2 separate regions of the Homo sapiens genome follow, and region 2 is linked to region 1. Evidence: chromatin loops called from intact Hi-C (ENCODE). Cell type or tissue: B cell. All regions are shown on one strand. Links, peaks and the distances in the headings refer to the core of each region. The heading gives the core; the rest is flanking DNA.

Region 1 (11,956 bases), core at 1,679-9,678:
TCCTCCTTCAAAAAAATCTCTGTTGAATCAGAAGGACCTTTCTTGAAAGTAATGTTATGTGGTTTGTGTTAGTCTGCTTGGGCTACCATAACAAAAGAACACAGATTAGGTGGCTTAAACAACAGAAATTTATTTTTTTCACAGTTCTAGAGGCTGAACATCCAAAATCAAGGTTCTAGCCAATTTGGATTCTGGTGGGGGCACTCTTCCTGGCCCATAGACAGCTGTCTTCTCACTATGTTCTCACATGGCCCTCCTCAGTACATGTGCCTCGAGAGAGGGTGAGTGCTCTGGTGTCTCCGCTTATAAGGACATTAATCTCATAGGATTAGGGCCCTACCCTTAAAACCTCATTTAAGTTTAATTACTTCCTTAGAGGCCTCATCTCCAAATACAGCCACACTAGGTGTTAGGACTTTGACGTACAAATCTGGGGGAGACACAAACATTCAGTCCATAATATGGTCCCAGGGAGCAAAGATGCCAATGGACTGATCTAATTATAGCTGAATTTGGCTATGGAAGTTGGACTGATCTTCCTGAAGTAGATTTCAAAGACAGCCACAAGTTCTTCCCCTCCCTGAATCTATTCCCCCTTGCCATGTAACTTTAGTCCCTGGCCACACTGACTTGCTTTGGCAATGACACAGTTGCTAATGTGGCATCAACAGAGATTTGAAAAGTGCTTTCACATTGCGGCTCGCTGTCTCTTCCTCCTCACAGGACCCCCTACCACTGCTGTCATGTGAAGAAGTCCAAGTAAGCCTGAAGGATGGTGAGAGCTATATGGGTTAGTCATTCCCACTGCCATGGCCAATGGCCTGCCAATTGCCATATGTGTGACAGAAGCCATTTTAGATGACTTAGCCACCAGCCAGCCAGCCCTCAGCCGACTGCAGATGCATAAGCAAGCCTAGCAGTGATTAGATAAACTGGACCAGACCATAAGAACTGCCCAGTTGGCTCACAAAAATGTCAGCTAAATAAATGGTTGTTGTTTTAAGCCACAAGTTTTGAGACAGTTTGTTATATGACAATAGATAACTGCTATACTTACCTTTTTTTTTTTGAGACAGGGTCGCATTCTGTCACCCAAGCTGGAGTGCAGTTGTGTGATCTTGGCTGACTACAACCTCCATCTCCCACGCTCAAGTGATCCTCCCACTTCAGCCTCCTGAGTAGCTGGGACTACAGGCATGTGCCACCATGCCCAGCTAGTTTTTGTATTTTTTGTAGAGATGGGGTTTTGCCATGTCACCTAGGCTGGTCTCAAAAATCTTGAGCTCAGGGGGGAGGGGGAAGGGATAGCATTAGGAGATATACCTAATGCTAAATGACGAGTTAATGGGTGCAGCACACCAGCATGGCACATGTATACATATGTAACTAACCTGCACATTGTGCACATGTACCCTAAAACTTAAAGTATAATAATAATAATAATTTTAAAAAAAATCTTGGGCTCAAGTGATCATCCCACCTTGGCCTCCTAAAGTTCTGGATTACAGGTGTGAGCCACGGTGCCCAGCCCATACTTAACTTTTAGAATATAAAACAATTTTGGAGTTCTTAGATAATTAAGGAGGAGATACTAGGCTTCCTAATAATATGACATAAGGGGCCTAACTAGAATAAGGAAAAGTAATGTGATCACATTTATATTCTAAGAGTATGGTATTGTTCATATCGGTTAAACATCTAACTATGGGTGGCCCTCAGTTCTGAGCTCTACACTGGTGTAACCAGTAGCTTACTAGACATCTTCACTTGGATATCTCACTGGCACTTCAGAGCAAACACATCTAAAATGGAATTGACCATAATCTGTTTCACACTTTTTTTCCCTCTTCTGTTCCCTACCTCAGTTGTCCAAGCCAGAAACTTGGAAATCATTCTTAGGGCTTTTTCTTTCTCTCTGCACCTTTGATGCAGTTAACAGGTCCTGTGGTTTCTACTTTCTGGATCTCTCTAAAGTCCACCTGTGTTCGTCCGTCCCCGTTATCATTGTCTCAGTACTAGTCACTAACACCTCTCCCTCAGCTAATTATAATATCCTACTAATTTGCACAGGATTTGCCAGTGGAGTGGATATGAAGTATGTGAGAAAGAGAGAACTCAGGGATCACTCCGAGGTTTTGGCCTGAGCAACTGAAAAAAAAAATTGACTTGTCACTTATTGAGCTGGTGAAGACAAGTATAAAAGTGGATGTGGGGCCGGGCGTGGTGGCTCACGCCTGTAATCCCAGCACGTTAGGAGGCCGAGGTGGGCAGATCACCTGAAGTCAGGAGTTCAAGACCAGCCTGGCCAACATGGAGAAACCCGTCTCTACTAAAAATACAAAAATTAGGCGGGTGCAGTGGCATGCGCCAGTAATCTTAGCTACTTGGAGGCTGAAGCAGGAGAATCACTTGAACCTGGGAGGCGGAGGTTGTGGTAAGTGGAGATTGAGCCATTGCACTTCCAGCCTGGGTGACAGAGTAAGACTCCATCACAAAAAAAAAAAAAGAAAAAAAAAGTGGATGTGGGCCACATTGTGTCACATTGCCATTTCTGGCTGATGGGAGGCTGAGAAAGTATCTGGCTGTATTAGTTTTGTATTAACATGTAATACAAATATATAATTACCACAAGCTTAGAAGCTTAACATAACATGCATTTATTATCTCACAGTTTCTGTCTAGATTTGTGTTAGCTCGGTTCTTTGCTTCAGGGTCTCATCAGGCTTCCACCAAGTTGTGTGGGCTGTGTTCCCATCTGGGTGCTCAACTGGAGAAGGGCCTGTTTCCAAGCTCAGTCTCACTGTTAGGAGAACTCATTTCCTCCTGCTTGTAGGATTGGACCTACAGAGTTTTTTGTTTTGTTTTGGTGCTGTTGGGCCGGAGGCTGTCCTAGAGGTTGCCTGGAGTTTACTGCCACATGGACCTCTCCATAGGCAGTTCAGAGAATGACAGCTTGCTTTGTCAAGGCCATTAGGAGTGCAAGAGTGAGTCTTCTAGCAAGATAGAGTCTTATATAATGTAACATAATCAAGGAAATGATATCCTGTTACTTTTTTTGTATTCTATTGGTTGGAAACAAGTCACAGTCCTCATCTCCATTCATGGGAAGGGATTACATAAACGTGTAAAATACTGGGAAGCAGGTAGAGCAGGAGGACTAGCTTAGAGTCTATCTGCCCAATAACTCTCGCAGTACCAGTATGGAAGGTGAGAAGGTAGAATGGGTTCTGGTCCTTAAGTTACCAAGGCTGAGTCAGTGGGTTCTCCTGCCAGAGACTGTTGATCTGTAATGATGATACAACTATGAAGAGAGGGTTAGAATTACTTTGCAGGGGTGCACAGTAGCAGCGCAGCTCATTGCCTGGTGGTTGTGACAGCAGTGTCCTGAGATTGTCCCTAAGGTTCAGTCTGTGGGGGCTCCTTGTTTCCTGCCAGCTACGTAAGCCTTTTTCTCCTATCTCTGTTCAGCTCTGTGATCCATTCTATGTAGCCTTCTAAGAAATTACCCCTTAGGCTTAAGATAGTCAGAGTTGTTTGTTATTTGTAACTAAGGATGTGACAGACCCTGTACATGTAGCTGGAATAATTATAATTAGTTGTCACCACATGGATTAATGGGAGAAGGAGAGGGAGGTAGAGGCCAGATTTGGATGGCCTTGCCAGCCATAGTAAGTTTACACTTCATCTTGAGATTCATTTAATTGCTTTTTTTTTTGAGATGGAATCTCGCTCTGTCGCCCAGGCTGGAGTTCAGTGGTGCGATCTTGGCTCACTGCCAGCTCCGCCTCCCGGGTTCACGCCATTCTCCTGCCTCAGCCTCCCGAGTAGCTGGGACTACAGGCGCCCGCCATCACGCCCAGCTAATTTTTTGTATTTTTAGCAGAGACAGGGTTTCACCGTGTTGGCCAGGATGGTCTTGATCTCCTGACCTCGTTATCCACCTGCCTTGGCCTCCCAAAGTGCTGGGATTACAGGAGTGAGCCACCGTGCCCGGCCTCATTTAACTGTTTTTTTTTTTTTTTTTTTTTTTTGAGACGGAGTCTTGCTCTGTCACCCAGGCTGGAGTGCGGTGGCACGATCTTGGCTCACTGCAAGCTCTGTCTCCCAGGTTCATGCAGTTCTCAGCCTCCTGAGTAGCTGGGACTACAGGCACCCACCACCACGCCTGGCTAATTTTTTTGTATTTTTAGTAGAGACGGGGTTTCACTGTGTTAGCCAGGATGGTCTCGATCTCCTGAATTCATGATCTGCCCGCCTTGGCCTCCCAAAGTGCTGGGATTATAGGCGTGAGCCACTGCACCCGGTCCATTTAATTGTTTTAAGCAAGCAAGTAACATATAGGAAGAGTCTTGTGAGGGCTTTTTGAAGGATGAGTTTAAAGACAATGAGACTGGCATAAGTGAACCCGTTGAAGGCTTTCTCAGTCAAGTAGGTGAGGGAAGATGAAACTTGAGGTGGTGCCAATGGGACGGAAAGAGGAGGCAGATTGGAGAAATAGTGAGGTTATAGAGGCAATAAGACTTGTTCATTTATTGGATGTGAGGAAAGGACAAGGAAGGAGTCCAGGATGATTTCCAGGTTTCTGGTTGAGGCAACTGGATGGGTGGTAAGGAACTGGGACAGGGAATAGAGGAGCAGGCTGGTGACAGGCCGTAGAGCACATTGGTTATGTGCATCCTCCCGGCCTCCCAGAAGGAATCCATCACTTTTTCCACTTTTATAGGTGTTTCCGCACTGTCTTTCTGTCCGGATCTGGCAGACCTGGGTTTGAGTCCTGGCTCTGGACTTATAAGCTGTGTGATGTTGAGCATATTATGTAATTTGAGCCTATTTCCTCAACTGTAAAATGGAAATACAACTTACTTCTTGTTTGTGTATGTCTGAATTGAATGCACAGTGTGTGGTATGCAGTGGGCACTCCATAGTGTTGGCTATTTTTATTACTCAGAAAGGGGTCAGGGAAGAGGCCCAGGACAAATGGGTGAAGGCTTTAAGCAAGGCTTCTAGGTCAAAAGAGGAAAAACACAACATGTGGCAGACCAGCTGAAGCCAGAGGGAGGCCAGAGCTGAGCTACCACCACATGTTGCTGAGCAGATGAGTCACTGCAGGCAGCAGGTCAGGCTACCCAGGCCACAGCAGACTGGGCTGGGCTCTACACGATGACTTCATTGTATGCCTTTTTTGTCCTCTCCTCCTCCCAGAAGGAATCCATCACTTTTTCCACTTTTATAGGCGTTTCCACACTGTCTTACTGTCCGGAAAGAGCAAACACGGTGGAAAGGGACAGAAGAGCCAGAATTCCGTCTAGTTTGATCACTGATTTGCTGGGTGACCTGGTGCATTTCACTTCGCCTCAGTCTCTTTATCTGTAATATGAGAATGCGCAGATTTGCCTCCTAAGTGTGATGTGAGAATTAGGTGAGAGTTGGCAGGCACTAAATAAAAAAGCATGCATTAGCCTTCTATTCATTAGTTGTGTTATTCTGTCTCCTTCCTGCTCCCGGCCCCTCTCTCCCTAGTTCTTTGAGGACACCGATCGACTCGAACTCATTTTTGGGTCCCCAGCACTGAGCTTGGCCCAGCAGTTTCATGAATGGATGAATGAAAGATTCAATGGGAGTCCGCAGCCGCTGACGGCGCGCCGAGAGCCCCGCTCGCTTCTGGTCCTCCGACTGCGCGCCAGGGCCACGGGCGGGTCCTTTGCGACCGTTCGCTGGCGCGTGCGCGGGAGGCGGCGCGCGGCCGGAGGTGGCGGGCGGGCTCCCGGTGCGCGCGCGTGAGGGGCGGGGCCGGCCGAAGGCTGGCTGTAGGCAGGCGGCTGAGCCGGCGGCGGGTGGCCTGCCCAACGTGTGCTGGGTGGGAGAAGGCGAGGCGTCAGCGATGCTGTCTCTTCCGTGAGGAGCGCAGAGGAGGTCGCGGCGCCGGAGGCCCCAGAAGGCTCGAAGGCGCCGCGGGCTGGGGTCGGTGGCTTAGGGAGCCCGTCCGGCCATGGTGGCCGCGGGTGGTGGTTGGCGCGGCTGCGCTGCGGCCCGGGGCAGTGCGGAGCCGGGACAGTCGCGGCGCTGACGCCCGCGGGCCCCAGCTGCAGATATGAAGCGGAGCCGCTGCCGCGACCGACCGCAGCCGCCGCCGCCCGACCGCCGGGAGGATGGAGTTCAGCGGGCAGCGGAGCTGTCTCAGTCTTTGCCGCCGCGCCGGCGAGCGCCGCCCGGGAGGCAGCGGCTGGAGGAGCGGACGGGCCCCGCGGGGCCCGAGGGCAAGGAGCAGGTAGGGCGGGTTGGGATCCGGGAGGGTGAACCTGAATGGAAGCCGTGGGGGAGGGGATCTTCGGCGGGAGGACCCGGGCTGGAGCTTTGGAGGGGTGGGGTCTGAGTAGTTCGCGGGGAGGAGTGGGAGGTCTGGGGAGGCCGAGAAATGGGGAGTGGAGAAATGGAAGTGGTGGCCTGGGGTTGTATTGGAAATGGGGGTGTAGAAGAATGAAAAATTGGTGCAAGAGATAGTCAGGGGTTCTGGATGGGGCGAAAGGACGCTGGAATGTGGGCTGAGTGTGTGAGCTGCAACGAGTAGGCTTACTAAAGAGGCGTTGAGGAGTTATCCATAGGAGTAAATAGAGTAAGATGTAAGTCAATTTGATGTAGTGTTATCCTGTTTTCTAGAGGTTGTCCTTAAAATTGTAAAAACGGATGACACTCCCAAGCATTCTCTGATTTGGCCATCATTATACTTTTGTACCAGTGTGTTCACAATCATTGTTAAGGCTCTCTTTACCAACCATCTATTTCACAAGAAAGCACTTGTGAAACACCTGCATGTGAGCAGTGTTAAGCCCAATTTTGTGAACAGAATTCGTAGATATATGGTTTGCCTGCTAGTTTTCCACTGAAAACACATTACTGGGAAAACACAGCAGCATACAAATATTCATGGAGTTTCTGAATGAACAGGATATGTTTATGTAATTTATTAGTCAAGAGTAGGTGTATTTATGAGTAGGGGATAAAGGTCAGTTTTATCAGGCAGGAGAAGCTGCCACTAGTAGCGGTAATAAGTTTAGTGAAAGGAGAATAAGTAATCCTTGGTCTTGTTGGATTTACAGAAAAATGTTCTGTAGTAATGAACTCTAGTGACAGCTTTCCTTTTGTTCAGCTCTATTCGGGATCCTACTGACTTCATCCATGAATGTTTTAAGACTTCTTATAGGTCTCTTACCTCTTTTCTCTCAGATAAATTAGCATTTTCCTTAGACATTTTTTTTTTTTTTTGAGACGAAGTCTCGCTCTGTCGCCCAGGGGAGAGTGCAGTGGCATTATTTCGGCTCACTGCAACCTCCACCTCCTGGGTTCAGCGATTCTCCTGCCTCAGCCTCCCGGCTAGCTGGGATTACAGGTGCCTACCACCATGTCCAGCTAATTTTTTTGTATTTTTAGCAGAGACAGGGTTTCACCATGTTGGCCAGGCTGGTCTGGAACTCTGACCTCAGGTAATCGGGATTACAGGCATGAGCCAGTGTGCCCGGCCCTTTAGACAGTTTAAAAATTATATACCATGCTAGGTAGCCCTTGGACTTTTCCCCCCTTTTGTTCTTCCACCTCTTATTCCCCACTGAGCCCTGAGGAGACTGCACCATTGACCATCTCTGCCCCGCTTCTAGCTGCTGAGCATTGTCCTCTTGCTGCAATTTACTCCCCCATGTGCCTAATACTTATCTTTTACATTCTCTGCAGTATCATCTAGTCAAAACTTGTACAATGAACTTCAAGTCCAGGTCCTTTCCTGTCTCAGTTTACCTGTCCAGTTGACCTTACTGCGTATTTCATGGTAGAGTTCAAGATTACTTGATTTTTCCCTCCTCTTTATTTTATGATTTTTGTGTTTTCTCATCCTTAGCTTCAGTCTCAGAGAAAAGTACTCATCCTCCTCTCCGAGGCTAATTTCTCTACTTATGTCCTTGATTTCATCCTCTTTTGTTTGCCTTAGACCCTTGTTACTCTCTTTGTTTTATATCACAAATAAAAACAAAACAACATAATTTCCCTGAATTGTGTAACCTACCCAAACTACTTTGTTATCTCTTCTTTGCTTCCCCAACAACCTTCTTGAAAAATGAGTTTGTATTCAGTGTCTTAGCTTCCTCACCTTGTATACATTTCTAATATGGTTTGGCTTCTTCACTTATGCTTTCCCAAAACTGATGTCTTTAAGGTCACCGAAAGCTTTTTTTGTGTGGGATTACTTTTTTATTGAGGTTTGACAAATCAAAGGTTCATTCAGTCCATGAAATATTACAGAATGAGTACCTGTATGATCACAACTCACATCAGGATGGAGAACATTCCCAGTACCCTAGAATGCTCCCTGTGCTTTCTCCTAGCACTACTCTTTTACAGATGTAACCTCCCTCACCACCTCTGTCACTATAGATTTGTTTTGAACTAATACTTCATATAAATGGAATCATAGTGTGTACTGTTTTGTGACCAGATTCTTTCATTCGGATCATGTCTTGAGACTCATCCATGTTGTTGCTTGTAGAAACAGTTCTTTTTCATTGCTGTGTAATTTTCCATTGTATGAATGTATTGTGATGGTTACTAAAACTTATTTTTGTTTTTGAGACAGGATCTCACTCTGTCACCCACGCTGGAGTGTAGTGGTGCCGTCATAGCTCACGGCAGCCTTGAACTCCCAGGCTCAAGTGATCCTCCTGCCTCAGCCTCCCAAGTAGCTGGGACCATAGGCACATACCACCATGCCCAGCTAATTTTTTAATTTCTTTTTCTTTTTCTTTTTGAGACAGAGTCTTGCTCTCTCGCCCAGGCTGGAGTGCAGCGGCACATTCTCAGCTCACTGCAACCTCTGCCTCCCGGATTCAAGCGATTCTCTTGCCTCAGCCTCCCGAGTAGCTGGGATTACAGGCATGCACCACCATGCCTGGCTAATTCTCTATTTTTAGTGGAGATGGGGTTTCACCATGTTGGCCAGGCTAGTCACGAGCTCCTAACCTCAGATGATCTGCCCGCCTTGGCCTCCCAAAGTGCTGGGATTACAGGCGTGAACTACCACGGCCTAATTTTTTATTTTTTGTAGAGGTGGTATCTTACCATGTTGCTCAGGCTAGCCTCGAACTCCTGGGCTCAAGTGATTCTCCCACCTTGACCTCCCAAAGTGCTGGGATTATGGGCATGAGTGCCCAGTTTGTTTTTCAAATTGAAATATAATTCATGGCTACTTGTGAAAAGTTTTCATTGTGAAATAGTTACAGAGAGAAATATGTAAAAGTCCTGGGAACCTTTAAATTACTAAATCTGATAGTCTTTTCCTCATCTTGTCTGACCTCTGTGAACTATTTGTCACTGTTGACTGTGTGTTCCTTGTTGACATTTTTTTCTTTTTTAATATTATAATATCCATTCTGTTACTGCTTCTCTAACTGCTCTCTTGTGTGTCTTTGTCTTGTGTTTTCTCTTCCTGTTCCTGAAATGTTCCTTGAGGACATGTCCTCTGTCCTTAGCTTGATCCTTTATTGTGCTCTATTTAGCAGGCTCATTCTGTTTGTAGATGTTGAGGATGTAGAACAAGGGTCTGCAGTCCTCTTTATTTATGGCATTGTGTCACAGAACATCCTTGTAAAGTGAGCTGAGTCTCTTTAGGTGTGACCTCTTTCCTTAGCTCTACATTTCCATTTTTGTGCTTAACATTTCCACCGTAGACTCATCATTTGTGTTCTTAACATTTGTGATTTTTTTTTTTTTTTGAGACAGGGTCTCACTTTGTTGCCCAGGCTGGAGTGCAGTGGTGGGACCTCAGCTCACTGCAACCTTCGCCTCCCAGGCTCAAGTGATTCTCCAGCTTCAGCCTCCCCAGTAGCTGGGATTGCAGGCGTCCGCCACCACGCCTGGCTAATTTTTGTATTTTTAGTAGAGACGGGGTTTCACCATGTTGGCCAGGCTGATCTCGAACTCCTGACCTCAGGTGATCCACCCACCTCGGCCTCCCAAAGTGCTGGGATTACAGGTGTGAGCCACTGTGCCCGGCCTAACATTTGTGAGTTTTATAATTTGATAGTGACCTTGAAAGTTCATAATTTGTAATAATTTATGATTTTAAAAAGGCCAAAATTTTCATTGTATGTGTCGAGACTGGTTGAATTCTATTTATTTGGGTAGTAAGAGCCCAGCTGATCAGCAAGCATCTACATCTCACACGTAACTTTTTTTTCCCTTTCTCATGACATGGAACAGTGCTTGTTACAGTTTTTATTATACTAGTATTTAAGAATACGTTCTAATCAGGATGTAGGACTTGGATCTCCAGAAGGTCAGTGGTTTACTGTATCATGAAAATAGAATAATTTCTGTGTTGAAATGTGCTTCTCTCTGTATCTTTCCTTTTTGTCATCCAACATGAAATTATATCCATGGCTTTTTTTGTTTGTTTTATTTTGAGATGGAGTCTTGCTCTGTCGCCCAGGCTGGAGTGCAGTGGCGCGATCTCGGCTTATTGTAACCTCTGCCTCCCAGGTTCAAGCGTTTCTCCTGTCTCAGCCTCCTGAGTAGCGCATGCCTGGCTAATTTTTTGTATTTAGTAGAGATGGGGTTTCACTGTGTTGCCCAGGCTGGTCTCGAACTCCTGAGCTCAGGCAATCCACCCGCCTTGGCCTCCCAAAGTATTAGGATTACAGGCGTGAGCCACCGTGCCTGGCCCACATCTGTAGTCTTTTACTTCTTCTCCTTTGACTCCCTTAGCCAGTCTGGCATTAGGTTCTCTCGATTCTGCCTTCATGAAATCTTTCAAACCATTATTCCCATTGTCACTACCTTAATTTCATATTTATAAACTTTAGTCTTGGTTGTTGCAGTATCTTAACTGTATTTACTCAGTCTTCAGTCTCTTAACCTCTAATATATTTCACGTTCTATTAACAAAAGATTGGAACTCATTGCCTCCCTGGCTAATGGTAAGTGCTTTATAAATACTCGTTAAATGTTCATTTCATTTCTCCTTATTCATATACCTTCATTAGCTTCTTATTACCCATAGAATTAAGCCTGAAGACCTTGGCATTCAAGATCTACTTGATACTTAGCACTTTTTGTTAGAAGAGTCAGTTAGTTGCCACTTCTCTTGGTTCCTTAGGACCGTCTGCTTTTCTCGATCATGGCATACAATATTAAAATTATCTTGTTTCTCTCATTAGTAAGTTCTTTGAGAGTCAGACTGTTCCATTTACTTCTGTATACCTAGGGCTTAGTATAGTACTTGAAACATAGTTATTTGTGTATTTATTAGAAACATAGATATTTGCTCAATGTCCTAATTGATTGTAAGTCAGTCAAATGAATTCCTCTGAGGCTGTCTTAATCATCATGGTATCTTCAGCCTCTAGTATTTTAACTGGTATGTAATAGACATTCAGTAAGTAATTGTTTATTGTTAGGCACTTTGATATACTTTAATTAGTCATCAGTTTGAGAAGCTCTTTATTCTCTGCTTCCGCATATTAAAATTCTACTCAGTTTTCCAGGCCTAACTCAAATGCCACAGAAACTTCTGTGAGGCCAGGTGTGGTGGCTCATACTTGTAATCCCAGCACTTTGGGAGGTTGAGCAGGCGGGTTGCTTGAGCTCAGGAGTTTGAGACCAGACTGAGCAACATGGTGAAACCCCATCTCTACAAAAAATACAAAAATTAGTCGGGGTTGGTGGTGCGCGCCTGTGGGCCCAGCTACTTGGGAGGCTGAGGTGGGACCCCTGGAAGTTGAGGCTGCAGTGAGCCAAGGTTGTACCACTGCACTCCAGTCTGGGTGACAGAATGAGACCGTGTCTCGTAAAGAAAGCAAAAAACAAACAAACAAAAAACAAAAACAAAACCACACACCCAAAAAGAAACTCTTCTGCAAAGTTGTTTTTCCACATGGGATCCTAGGAGGATCCTTAATTGGGCTTCAGGAAATCT
Region 2 (11,282 bases), core at 3,283-11,282, 480 kb before region 1:
GTTGCATCATCAATCCCCATTGCAACCTCTACCTCCCAGGTACAAGTGATTCTCCTGTCTCAGTCCAAGTAGCTCAGATTACAGGCATGCACCACCATGCCTGGCTGATTTTTTTGTATTAAGTAGAGATGGGGTTTACACCATGTTAGTCAGGCTGGTCACGAGTTCCTGACCTCAGGTGATCCACCCGCCTCGGCCTCCCAAAGTACTGGGATTACAGGTGTGAGCCACCACACCTGGCCAGACTACCTGTCTTTTAACTAGCTCTCTGAGCTCTGGGCAGGGCCCACACTGAATCCTGGGTTTCCAAACCGGGAGAATTATTCTGAGGCTAGACTATCTGATGTTTTTACAGTGCACTTAAAAAAAATTTTTTTTTAAAACAAAGATATTTCTAAGTGTCTAAACTACACCCTTCTTTAAAAACCCAGAGTACCCTGTGTTGCAATAATTATTATAGTCAATATATCCGGTAACACAATACAAAAGCAAGCAGCTTAAAGGCTGAGATGAACTTGTCTGTTTACACTTTTGGGGTTCTATAAGGAATAACAAGTTTCTCCCCAAAAGGGAGTCTGGCAACTTCTCCGTTTTCTTAAAGGAACCCCAGGTGATTGTAAACTATTTTAGGTCCCTCATGCAGCAGAGGGTACAAGAGAAAGGAGAGACAGGAGAAGTGAATGAAGAAAACAGAATTCAGTCAACTAAGAAGAAAAAACTTTTCCTCAAAAATAAAGGACAACGTCCTAGGACAGAAAAAATAAATGACGGCCTTTGAATACAAACACACATATGCACACGTACACACACACATCTTGGATGTTAGCTTTTAATTAAGCTGACTTTAACCATTGAGCTCCTTTAAAAAAATGTTTTTAAATTTCATTACCATTTTTGAGCTGGGACAAATTGCCGCTGTTTCAGAAGCACAGCCATTGCTCTTTCAGTTTCGCCTGACTAGCAAAAAGGTGGCCTCGTTATGTAAATAAAGCCCCTAAAGGGGCTAAAGTAGTCAAAATCCAAAATCTGTCCTCTTTTCTCCCTTTTGCTGGCTGTTTTTCTCCCTCACCACACCGCCTTTCTTTTTTTTTTTTAATTCAACCATTTGAGAGGCTTTGTTCCACAAAATTTGGAACTTTCCTTTGGATTTGATCAAGTCAGATCTTTCACGCGCGTATGTGTGAAGACATCACCAAACAGGCTTTGTATAAGCAATAAAGCTTTTTAATCACCTGGGTGCAGGTGGGCTGAGCCTGAAAAGAGAGTCAGCGAAGAGAGATAGGGGTGGGGCCATTTTATAGGATTTGGGTTGGTAGTGGAAAATTACAGTCAAAGGGGGTTGTTCTCTGGCTGGCAGGGGTGGGGGTCACAAGGTGCTCAGTGGGGGAGCTTTTGAGCCGGGATGAGCCAGGAGAAGGAATTTCACAAGGTAATGTCATCAGTTAAGGCAGGAACCAGCCATTTTCACTTATTTTGTGATTCTTCAGTTACTTCAGGCCATCTGGATGAATACGTGCAGGCTTGGGCTCAGAGGCCTGACATTCCTGTCTTCTTATAGTAATAAGAAAAATAAAACAAAATAGTGTTGAAGTGTTGGGGTGGTGAAAATTTTGGGAGGTGGTATGGAGAGATAATGGGCGATGTTTTTCAGGGCTGTTTCGAGCGGGATTGGGGTGGCATGGGAACCTAGAGTCGGAGAGATTAAGCTGAAGGAAGATTTTGTGGTAAGGGGTGATATTGTGGGGTTGTTAGAAGGAGCATTTGTCGTATAGAATGATTGGTGATGGCCTGGATACGGTTTGGATGAATTGAGAAACTAAGCAGAAGATCCTGCTACAGTTAACTACTACAGTTAACCAGCCCAACCTATTCCTTTAATTCGGCCCATCCCTTCATTTCCCATAAGGGATACTTTTAGTTAATTTAGTATCTATAGAAACAATGCTAATGACTGGTTTGCTGTTAATAAATATGTGGGTAAATCTCTGTTCGGGGCTCTCAGCTCTGAAGACTGTGAGACCCCTGATTTCCCACTTCACACCTCTATATTTCTGTGTGTGTGTCTTTAATTCCTCTAGCGCCGCTGGGTTAGGGTCTCCCCGACCGAGCTGGTCTCGGCAAGAAAGAACTAAAAAGCTAAGGGAATACCAAAACAACCAAATGGATTCTTGGTTTGGGAACAAAATCGTAGCATGAGTCATCCCCATTCCTGGGCCATCTCCTAATAATATGCCCAGGACTAATGTTCTTACCCTGCCTAATAAACTTTTTTCAAGGATTTTTAACTGACAGGATCATGGCCATTTCACAGACAACTACCCCAAAACATCTACAGATGGCATTACTCCTATAGTCAATCCGAAACCAGAAAACTCTCCATCCCCGTCAAAAGGAAGTAGCCAGAAAGAACATGCCGCCCCTCTTTTTTTTTTTTTTTTTTTTGGGGGGGACAGAGTCTAACTCTGTCACCCAGGCTAGAGTGCAGTAGCATGATCTCTGCTCACTACAACCTGCGCCTACTGGGTTCAAGTGATTCTCATGTCTCAGCCTTCCAAGTAGCTGGGATTACAGGCATGCGCCCACCACACCTGGCTAATTTCTGTATTTTAGTAGAGACGGGGTTTCCACTGTGCTGGCCAGGCTGGTCTCAAACTCCTGACCTCAGATGATCCACCCACCTCAACCTCCCAAAGTGCTGGGATTACAGGCATGAACCACCGTACCCGGCCCTTTTTTTTTTTTTTCTTTTTTTGAGATGGAGCTTCGCTCTTGTTGCCCAGGCTAGAGTGCAATGGTGCGATCTCGGCTCACTGCAACCTCCGCCTCCTGGGTTCAAGCAATTCTCCTGCCTCAGCCTCTCAGCTTGCTGGCATTACAGGCGTGCACCACCATGCCTGGCTAATTTTTCTTTTTCTGAGACGGAGTCTCGCCCTGTCGCCCAGGCTGGTGTGCAGTGGCTCAGTCTCGGCTCACTGCAAGCTCCGCCTCCTGGGTTCACGCCATTCTCCTGCCTCAGCCTCCCGAGTAGCTGGGACTACAGGTGCCCGCCACCACGCCCAGCTAATTTTTTGTATTTTTAGTAGAGACGGGGTTTCACCGTGTTAGCCAGGATGGTCTCGATCTCCTGACCTCGTGATCCACCCGCCTCGGCCTCCCAAAGTGCTGGGATTACAGGCGTGAGCCACCGCGCCTGGCCTAATTTTGTATTTTTTTTAGCAGAGATGGGGTTTCACCGTGTTGGTCAGGCTGGTCTTGAATACTTGACCTCAAGCTATCCACTCGCCTTGGCCTCCCAAAGTGCTGGGATTACAGGTGTGAGCCACTGCACCTGGCTGCCCCCGTCCTTTTTATCACTATAGAGTCTGGACTGACGGAGCAGGAGCACTGCCATCTTGGACAAGCACTGCCATTTTAAGTTTTGCCTTGATCAAAAACTGCCTAAATCCAAAGGGCATCAGCCTAATGGCTAAGGTCAGCATGACCATAAACCACAAATGACATCTCTGACCAGAAACGTTCCAAGCCCCTCCCCAGCCAGAGACATGCCAGCCCCAAGATAACCTCCCCTTCGGCTGGAGAGGTGTCAGCCTCAAGATAACCTCCCCTCCAACCAGAGACATTCCAACTCCACCATAAACTTCTCCCTGACACAGAAACATTCCAAGCTCTCTCCAATAAATACTGTTAGTCTGGGCCAGACGCGGTGGCTCACGCCTGTAATCCCAGCACTTTGGGAGGTGGAGGCAGGCGGATCATGAGGTCAAAAGATTGAGACCATCCTGGCCAATATGGTGAAACCCGTCTCTACTAAAAAAAATACAAAAATTAGCTGGGTATGGTGGTGCGTGCCTGTAAGTCCCAGCTACTTGGGAGGCTAGCAGGAGAATCGATTGAACCCGGGAGGCGGAGGTTGCAGTGAGCTGAGATCTCGCCACTGCACTCCAGCCTGGTGACAGAGTGAGAATCCATCTCTAAATAAATAAATAAATAAATAAATAAATAGTCTGTAAGAGAGAGCACTCCTGACTGAAATCAGCCAGAAGCCCCTCTCAGGTTTGATTTTTGAGCTGCTTTTTGTGTTTCTTTCCTCTTTCTTTAACTCTTACTGTGACTTTGAACGGAATGGGAGGCAGATTGGCCCTAAGCAGTTCCCAGCTTGACTTTTCCTTTTAGCTTAGTGATTTGGGGCCCCCAAGATTTACTTTCCTTTCTTACTACCCAGGATTCCTTGGGGTGAGCTGCTCATTGAGTAGGCTGCCTAGCCTTTGGCCCATGCCAGTGAAGCCCCTGTCCCCATCTCTCTAGTAGGCCACACAACACCTTCTGGGAGGTACCACTGGCATTGTATCATGAGATAAAATAAAACAATAACTAAATAGCCAGGCATGGTGGTGTGCACCTGTAGTCCCAAGCTACTTGGGAGACTGAGGTGGAAGGATTGCTTAAGCCCAGGAGTTGGAGCCTGCAGTGAGCTGTGATCATGCCACTACACTCCAGCCTAGGTGACAGAGTAAGACCTCATCTCTAAAAAAACTTTTTTCTTTTCTTTTTTTTTTTTTTTGAGACAGAGTTTCTCTCTTGTTGCCCAGGCTACAGTGCAATGGCATGATCTTGGCTCACTGCAACCTCCGCCTCCTGGGTTCAAGTGATTCTCCTGCCTCAGCCTCCCGAGTAGCTGGGATTACATCTAATTTTTTGTATTTTTAGTAGAGATGGGGTTTCACCATGTTGGCCAGGGTGGTCTTGAACTCCTGACCTCAGGTGATCCGCCTGCCTCAGCCTCCCAAAGTGCTGAGATTACAGGTGTGAGCCACTGTGCCCAGCTCTGAAAAACTTTTTAAAATAAATAAATATTAGAATATGTGGGAAAATAAAATTAATTAAAAAAAAAAACAGTAACTACAATAGCAACAGCTACTATTTACTGAACACTTACTCCACCTCACTTAATCACAACTCTTTGAAGTAGGTACTATTATTTCCATTTTTACAGATGGGCAAATTAAGGCTCAGAGGCGTTAAGCAACTTGCCCATACAGACAGTAAGTGTTGCTGGTGATTCAAACCCAGGTCCGTCTGGCTTTTGGAACTCATGTCCTCACATTCACTGGTCTGCAGAGTAGCACCAAGTACCTTTTACCACCCTGACCAGCTCCTGGGTACTGCCCTCCTGCCTGCAGGCCTGAACACCATGACATCCAGCTAGCCCCTGTCCCCTATGACATCCTTCTCCCTCTTGCCAATGAAACCCAGTAGATCAGGCTGCCTGACAAAAAAATTTCTTGTGATGCCTTGGACTGTGGCATTCATCCTAAATGCCTCCCTAACAGCATGGCCCATTGCTCCTCTAAGAGTCTGGCTCACACTCTTACTGAGTTTTTGCTTATGCCCTTTGCCCTTCTTGGATGCCCTTCCCTAACCCTTCAAGGGCCACTCAGTTGAAGTTCCAGAAGACTACAAATTCCTCAATCCAGTCATCTCACACAATTCTGGGTTTCAGAGCCAGAAGTGCCCCCACCACAGAAATCTCTGGCTCAATGCCAAGTCAGGAAGCTGCAAAGAGCAAGGAGGGCCTGTGTTCCAGTCCTCAAAGGATGGGGAAGGGGAATGACAGCCAGGCAGCTGTTCCTTTCAGATCCCGAACCGTCAGATTTTTCCTCCAAATCTTGCTTGGGACAAGGGGTTAAATGATGTTGACAGAAGGGTGATTGAAGAAAGAGACAGGACTGGTTGAGAGATTGCCCAACACTTTGGGAGGCTGAGGTGGAAAGATGGCTTGAGCCCAGGGGTTTAAAACCAGCTTGGGCAATATAGCAAGACCCCATTTCTAAAAAAAAAAATTATTTTTAATTAGCTGGGTGTGGTGGCGTCCGCCTGTGGTCCCAGCTATTTGTGCACTGAGGCAAGGAAAATCGCCTGAACCCAGGAGGTGGAGGCTGCAGTGAGCTGTGATTGTGCCACTCCAGCCTGGGTGACAGAGTGAGACCCTGTCTCAAAACATATAAACGTGTGTGTGTGTGTGTGTGTGTGTGTGTGTGTATTCCAGGGAACATTAAGACTTAGAGGCAAACTCCAGAACTTAAAGAAAAAACATGAAAGTGCTAAAAAATTCCGTGCTTGTGGAGAGAGAATTCCAACTCTTTCCCTGAACCCGGGCTGAGTCCCTTCGCTGTGAGGTTGGGGGGATGAGTGGGAGCCCAGTGCCTGGCGCCGAGTGAAGGCAGCCATTGTGAGTTCCTGGGCTGGGGAAGGGAGGCTCAGTGCCCAAGGATGTGACCAGGCGTGAGGCCCGGGGAAAGAGCAGCGCGGCGACCCCGCAGTATCCGAGGCGACAGGGTGTGGGGGAGGGGGTGGGGAGTCAAAGGCGGAGTCACGGGCTCCGCCCTCTTTCTCCTGCTTGGCGCGAGCACAGGCACCGCGTGGTTCTCACAACCAGCAGCTCGGCTCACTGAGACCCGGTGGTCCAGACGCTGCTCCTGGCTGGGGTGGCGCTGCAGGGAGAACCGCGAGCTCTCAGGGGTCGGCGGGTGACTTCTTTCCGGAAGAAAGCGAGGAACGCGCTCTGCGGGGTGAGCCGGACTCCCCAACTCCGGACGATCAGCCCAGGACTGAGAGCCCCGAAGTCCCCAACCACAAGTAAGCGGCCCCAGAAGGACAAGTCTAGGTCGCCGTCCAGAGCGCCATGGCCGCGCCCGCCCTTCGTTTGTGCCACATCGCCTTCCACGTGCCCGCCGGGCAGCCCCTAGCCCGGAACCTGCAGCGCCTCTTCGGCTTCCAGCCCCTGGCTTCGCGGGAGGTGGACGGCTGGCGGCAGCTAGCCCTGCGCAGCGGCGACGCGGTCTTTTTGGTGAACGAGGGCGCAGGGTCTGGAGAGCCGCTGTACGGCCTGGATCCGCGTCACGCCGTGCCCAGCGCCACAAACCTGTGCTTCGACGTGGCGGACGCCGGCGCTGCAACCCGGGAGCTGGCAGCGCTGGGCTGCAGCGTGCCTGTCCCTCCCGTTCGCGTGCGGGACGCGCAGGGTGCCGCCACTTACGCCGTGGTCAGCTCGCCTGCCGGCATCCTCAGCCTGACCTTGCTGGAGCGCGCTGGCTACCGCGGACCCTTCCTACCCGGCTTCAGGCCCGTGTCCTCTGCGCCTGGCCCCGGGTGGGTCAGCCGCGTGGACCACCTGACCTTGGCCTGCACCCCCGGCAGCTCCCCCACACTTTTGCGCTGGTTCCACGACTGCCTGGGCTTTTGCCACTTGCCGCTGAGCCCAGGTGAGGATCCCGAGCTGGGCCTCGAAATGACAGCAGGGTTTGGGCTTGGGGGACTGAGGCTTACAGCCCTGCAGGCCCAGCCGGGCAGCATTGTCCCCACTCTTGTTCTGGCTGAGTCCCTTCCGGGGGCGACGACACGACAGGACCAGGTGGAGCAGTTCCTGGCCCGGCACAAGGGGCCAGGCCTGCAGCACGTGGGGCTGTATACGCCTAACATTGTGGAGGCCACTGAGGGGGTGGCAACTGCTGGAGGCCAGTTCCTGGCTCCCCCTGGGGCATACTACCAGCAGCCAGGAAAGGAGAGGCAGATCCGAGCTGCAGGGCACGAGCCTCATCTGCTTGCTCGACAGGGGATCCTGCTAGATGGTGATAAAGGCAAGTTTCTGCTTCAGGTCTTCACCAAGTCCCTTTTTACTGAGGACACTTTCTTCCTGGAGCTGATTCAGAGGCAGGGGGCCACTGGCTTTGGTCAGGGCAACATCAGAGCTCTGTGGCAGTCCGTACAGGAGCAATCTGCCAGGAGCCAGGAAGCCTAAGGATGCCCAGGGCTGGGTGCAGCCAGCTGTCCTGCAGCTCTGGGGAGACCAGCACAGAACTGAGGAACATCTGCAGGAGGCCCAACTAGTGAAAGGCTTTGCCTCCGGGGGGCAGGTGTGACTTCCATTTCATCAGTGCCTGCCAGAAGCTGTGTCTCTCATTGGGCTCCAAAGAGGTGGGATTTTTTAAAACTAAAACATTTCTTATATACAGTCTATAATAAATATGTAAGATACAAAGAACAATAAAAGAATTACACACTAGGAAATAGAACATAACCAATACTTTCGAGTCCTCCCTGTGTCCCGCTGTGATTCTATTTCCTCCCACCCACTCCTCAAATCCTGTCATTATTAGCCCTTTGCTTTTCTGTATTGTTTCACTCCGTATGTAACATAACCCTAAATAAATTATTTCGTATTTGAGGTAGGAATTTAAAACAGAACAAATCTTCTCCTGTGCTTCCTCTCCCCCTAGGGAGCGACCACTCAGGTGGGGAGGGGCTGGGTGAGAGTTGAGCCCAACTACCTACTCCAGAGTGATGCCACCACTCCAATTAGAGCTGACCTGAGACGTAAACAGAGGGTGTTGTGTGTCAGCCACTGGCAGGTTCTCCCTGTAGCTGCCTTGCCTTTCTCCTGGGGGTTGGAGGGCAGATCAGTCTGGACAGAACACCCCCACTCCAACCCCATCTGCCCGGGGCTGGCTGGGAGTTCAGCCAGAGAAAGTCAGAACCAAGCAGAACGTCACCACTTTTCTGGGTCCCTCCCTCAGATATAAGGGGTGAGGGGGCTAGGGAGAGGGTGGAAGGCTGTCCAAAATAGCTACAAAAGGGCGGGCGTGGTGGCTCATGCCTGTAATCCAAGCACTTTAGGAGGCTGAAGTGGGAGAATCACTTGAGGCCAGAATCACCTGAGTTCGAAACCAGTCTGAGCAACATAGCGAGACCCCCATCTCAAAAAAATACAACATAAAATAACTACAAAAATAAGCACTTTACTAACAACAGGATTCTCAGGGAATGGGGGCTTTCAGAGGTGTCACTGGGCTGCACTGTTGAGGCTGTGTGCATCAGTGGAGATGTGAGACCGAAAGAAATTATCCAGGACTTGCTGGCCCATGCGGGGCTTTTTCCGACTGCACGGAGAGGACACCTGGGACCTTTTGGAACCCTGTGAAAAAATGGAAGGAGGGAGGCCTTGTAGTTGGGGGAGGGGGAGCAGAGAATCCTCTCCTTGTCCTCTCTCCCTTTCCCCGACTCTACTGATCTAGCTAGGCTTAGCCTGGAATGCTGTAGAGCTTTCATCCTGCCTCAAGTATCTGCCCCATCAATCAACCCTCCAAAAGGCTGCCTGAGGGAATCGAATTGTCCTAAAAATGCAAATCTGACTCCTCTCTCCTCCACCTAAAATGAGTCAGCAGCCTAGGGCTCACACCCTGACTGACCCAGCAGGCCCTGCTGACCTTTCCAGCTAAACCAACTGCTCACAGCTCCTTGAGCACTGCAGCCTGCACTGGGCTCCACCTTTGCTCACACTACTCTTGGGACTGGAAAGAACATCGCTACGGTTGATTCCCCTCCCAAACCTGAAGAAAAGGATTCATTTCTAGGACGAAGATTACCAGCTGCTTCCTCCAAACAGCCTTTCCTGATCCGTCTCCCAATTAGAACTGATAGCTCCCATGGATGGGTGTGGTGGCTCACGCCTGTAATCCCAGCACTTTGGGAGGCCAAGATGGGCAGATCACTTGAGGTCAGGAGTTCGAGACCAGCCTAGTCAACATGGTGAAACCCTGTCTCTACTAAAAATACAAAAATTAGTTGGGTGTGGTAGCAGGCACCTGTAATCCCAGCTACTTGGGAGACTGAGGCAGGAGAATCGCTTTAATCCAGTTGTGGGAGATTGCAGTGAGCCGAGATCGGGCCACTGCACTCTAGCTTGGGTGACAGTGAGACTGTCTCAAAAAAAAAAAAAAAAAAAAAAAAGAACTGATGGCTCCACAATTCATATCCCACAAAACTCAGTACAGGCATTTCACACACCTGTGACACTGGAGAGTCCTCATCATTTTTTTCCTTTCCCTCTACCCTGCACCCCACAATGGAAGGTCTCCAGGTCAAGAACTATTCCTCCCTCCAGTGAAGCCTGGAGTGGAGAATGTTCACCCAGACATTCGTTAGTTAACTGACTAAAAACCTATGGACTCAGGCCTGGGGAGACACGGTTGGGAGAGGCCTAGGAGACTTACCATACAGGTCCCTGGCTGTTGGCCCTGATACACACGGAAAACCTAGACAAGAAGACAGGGAGGTGAGGGCTGGCACTTTTTGCAAAAGAGATAAACCGGTGTTCTGCCCTTAACTTCATGTCCCAGTACTTTTGTTTAAAATATGCTTTTTTGGCCAGGCATGGTGGCTCACGCCTATAATCCCAGCATTTTGGGAGGCCAAGTCGGGTGGATCACTTGAGGCCAGGAGTTTGAGACCAGCCTGGCCAACATGGTGAAACCCCATCTCTAAAAATACAAAAAATCATGGCTGGGTGTGGTAGCTCACACCTGTAATCCCAGCATTCTGGGAGGCTGAGGCGGGCGGATCACTTGAGGTCAAGAGTTGGAGACCAGCCTGGCCAGCATGGTGAAACCTCATCTCTACTAAAAATACAAAAATTAGCCAGGCATGGTGGCGGGCGCCTGTAATCCGAGCTACTCAGGAAGCTGAGGCAGGAGAATCACTTGAACCCGGGAGATGGAGGTTGCAGTCAACCGAGATAGCGCCATTGCACTCCAGCCTGGGCAACAGAGCGATTCTCCGTCTCAAAAAAAAATGCTTTTTTTCCTGTTTACACAGTAATATATTCATGTAGAACATGTAGGAAACACAAGGAAGTACAACAAAGACAACAAAGGTAGTGCCTTTTTCATGGCGGTGGAAACAGCTGCGGTGTGAAATTCCTCCTGCGTCAGCCAGCGAGCACCTGGTGGTACGGTGGTCACTGGGGTCTGCCCTTCCAAGGCCAGCCCATATACTTGATATGTCAGCTTGATGTGAGAGAAGGTGTGGACAACCTGGAGGAAGGGTCAAGGGGTTCAAATAGGCCTGTGGATATAGCCTCAAAAGCCAACATCCTTGGCTATTCCGCTGCTCACTTACCTCCCCAAGGTGCCGGAGGTGCGTGGCTGGGAGGGGCCCAGCCCAACGCTGTAGTTCCTGCAGCAGGGCCTTGCGCTGAAGCTGCTCTGAGGGCTCCCAGGTCACGGACGGGAACTCCCACAGTCCTGCCAGCAGACCTGAGAGGGAGGGCAGCCAGGCAGGGGTCAGGCCTCAGCTGCCGATTCCCTCCATTCTCTCTTGTTACTCATGCCACTGCCCTCCACGCCCAGTATCCAGGTACCTGAGTTGGGCCTCTGCACCAGCAGAATTTGGGCCCCAAGGGCCCCAGGCTGTTCCAGAACACAGGTGGCAGAGCTCTCCTCCCTGGG

The links. A loop is a pair of places that touch in the nucleus more often than their neighbours do. Peaks named below come from ENCODE experiments on the same cell type or tissue, not always from the same donor. Only the 100,000 strongest peaks of a DNase experiment are listed, where the experiment ranks them.
Region 2: a loop joins it to region 1, with 9 times the contacts of the local background. A loop is called at or near these places in 2 of 110 quality-filtered maps.

The regions. Positions count from the first base shown.
Region 1 is chr1:45,797,805-45,809,760 of GRCh38, forward strand. It overlaps MAST2 (microtubule associated serine/threonine kinase 2), which reads left to right and starts at 5,808. Exons shown (of 29, transcript NM_015112.3): 1 at 5,808-6,268. The coding sequence starts at 6,092. RefSeq lists a silencer at 5,636-6,075. In B cell, for the core only: no CTCF peak of the experiment used is centred there; DNase peaks (open chromatin) are centred at 5,757 and 6,477; H3K4me3 peaks cover 1,833 bases.
Region 2 is chr1:45,320,467-45,331,748 of GRCh38, forward strand. It overlaps HPDL (4-hydroxyphenylpyruvate dioxygenase like), which reads left to right and starts at 6,429. Exons shown (of 1, transcript NM_032756.4): 1 at 6,429-8,244. The coding sequence starts at 6,683. The coding sequence ends at 7,798. MUTYH (mutY DNA glycosylase) reads right to left here. Exons shown (of 16, transcript NM_001048174.2): 12 at 11,195-11,282; 13 at 10,954-11,090; 14 at 10,716-10,868; 15 at 10,050-10,091; 16 at 8,776-8,971. The coding sequence ends at 8,840. RefSeq lists a silencer at 3,431-3,725 and enhancers at 6,461-6,510, 6,521-6,770, 7,531-7,640, 8,989-9,923. In B cell, for the core only: no CTCF peak of the experiment used is centred there; a DNase peak (open chromatin) is centred at 6,405; H3K4me3 peaks cover 1,387 bases; H3K27me3 peaks cover 494 bases.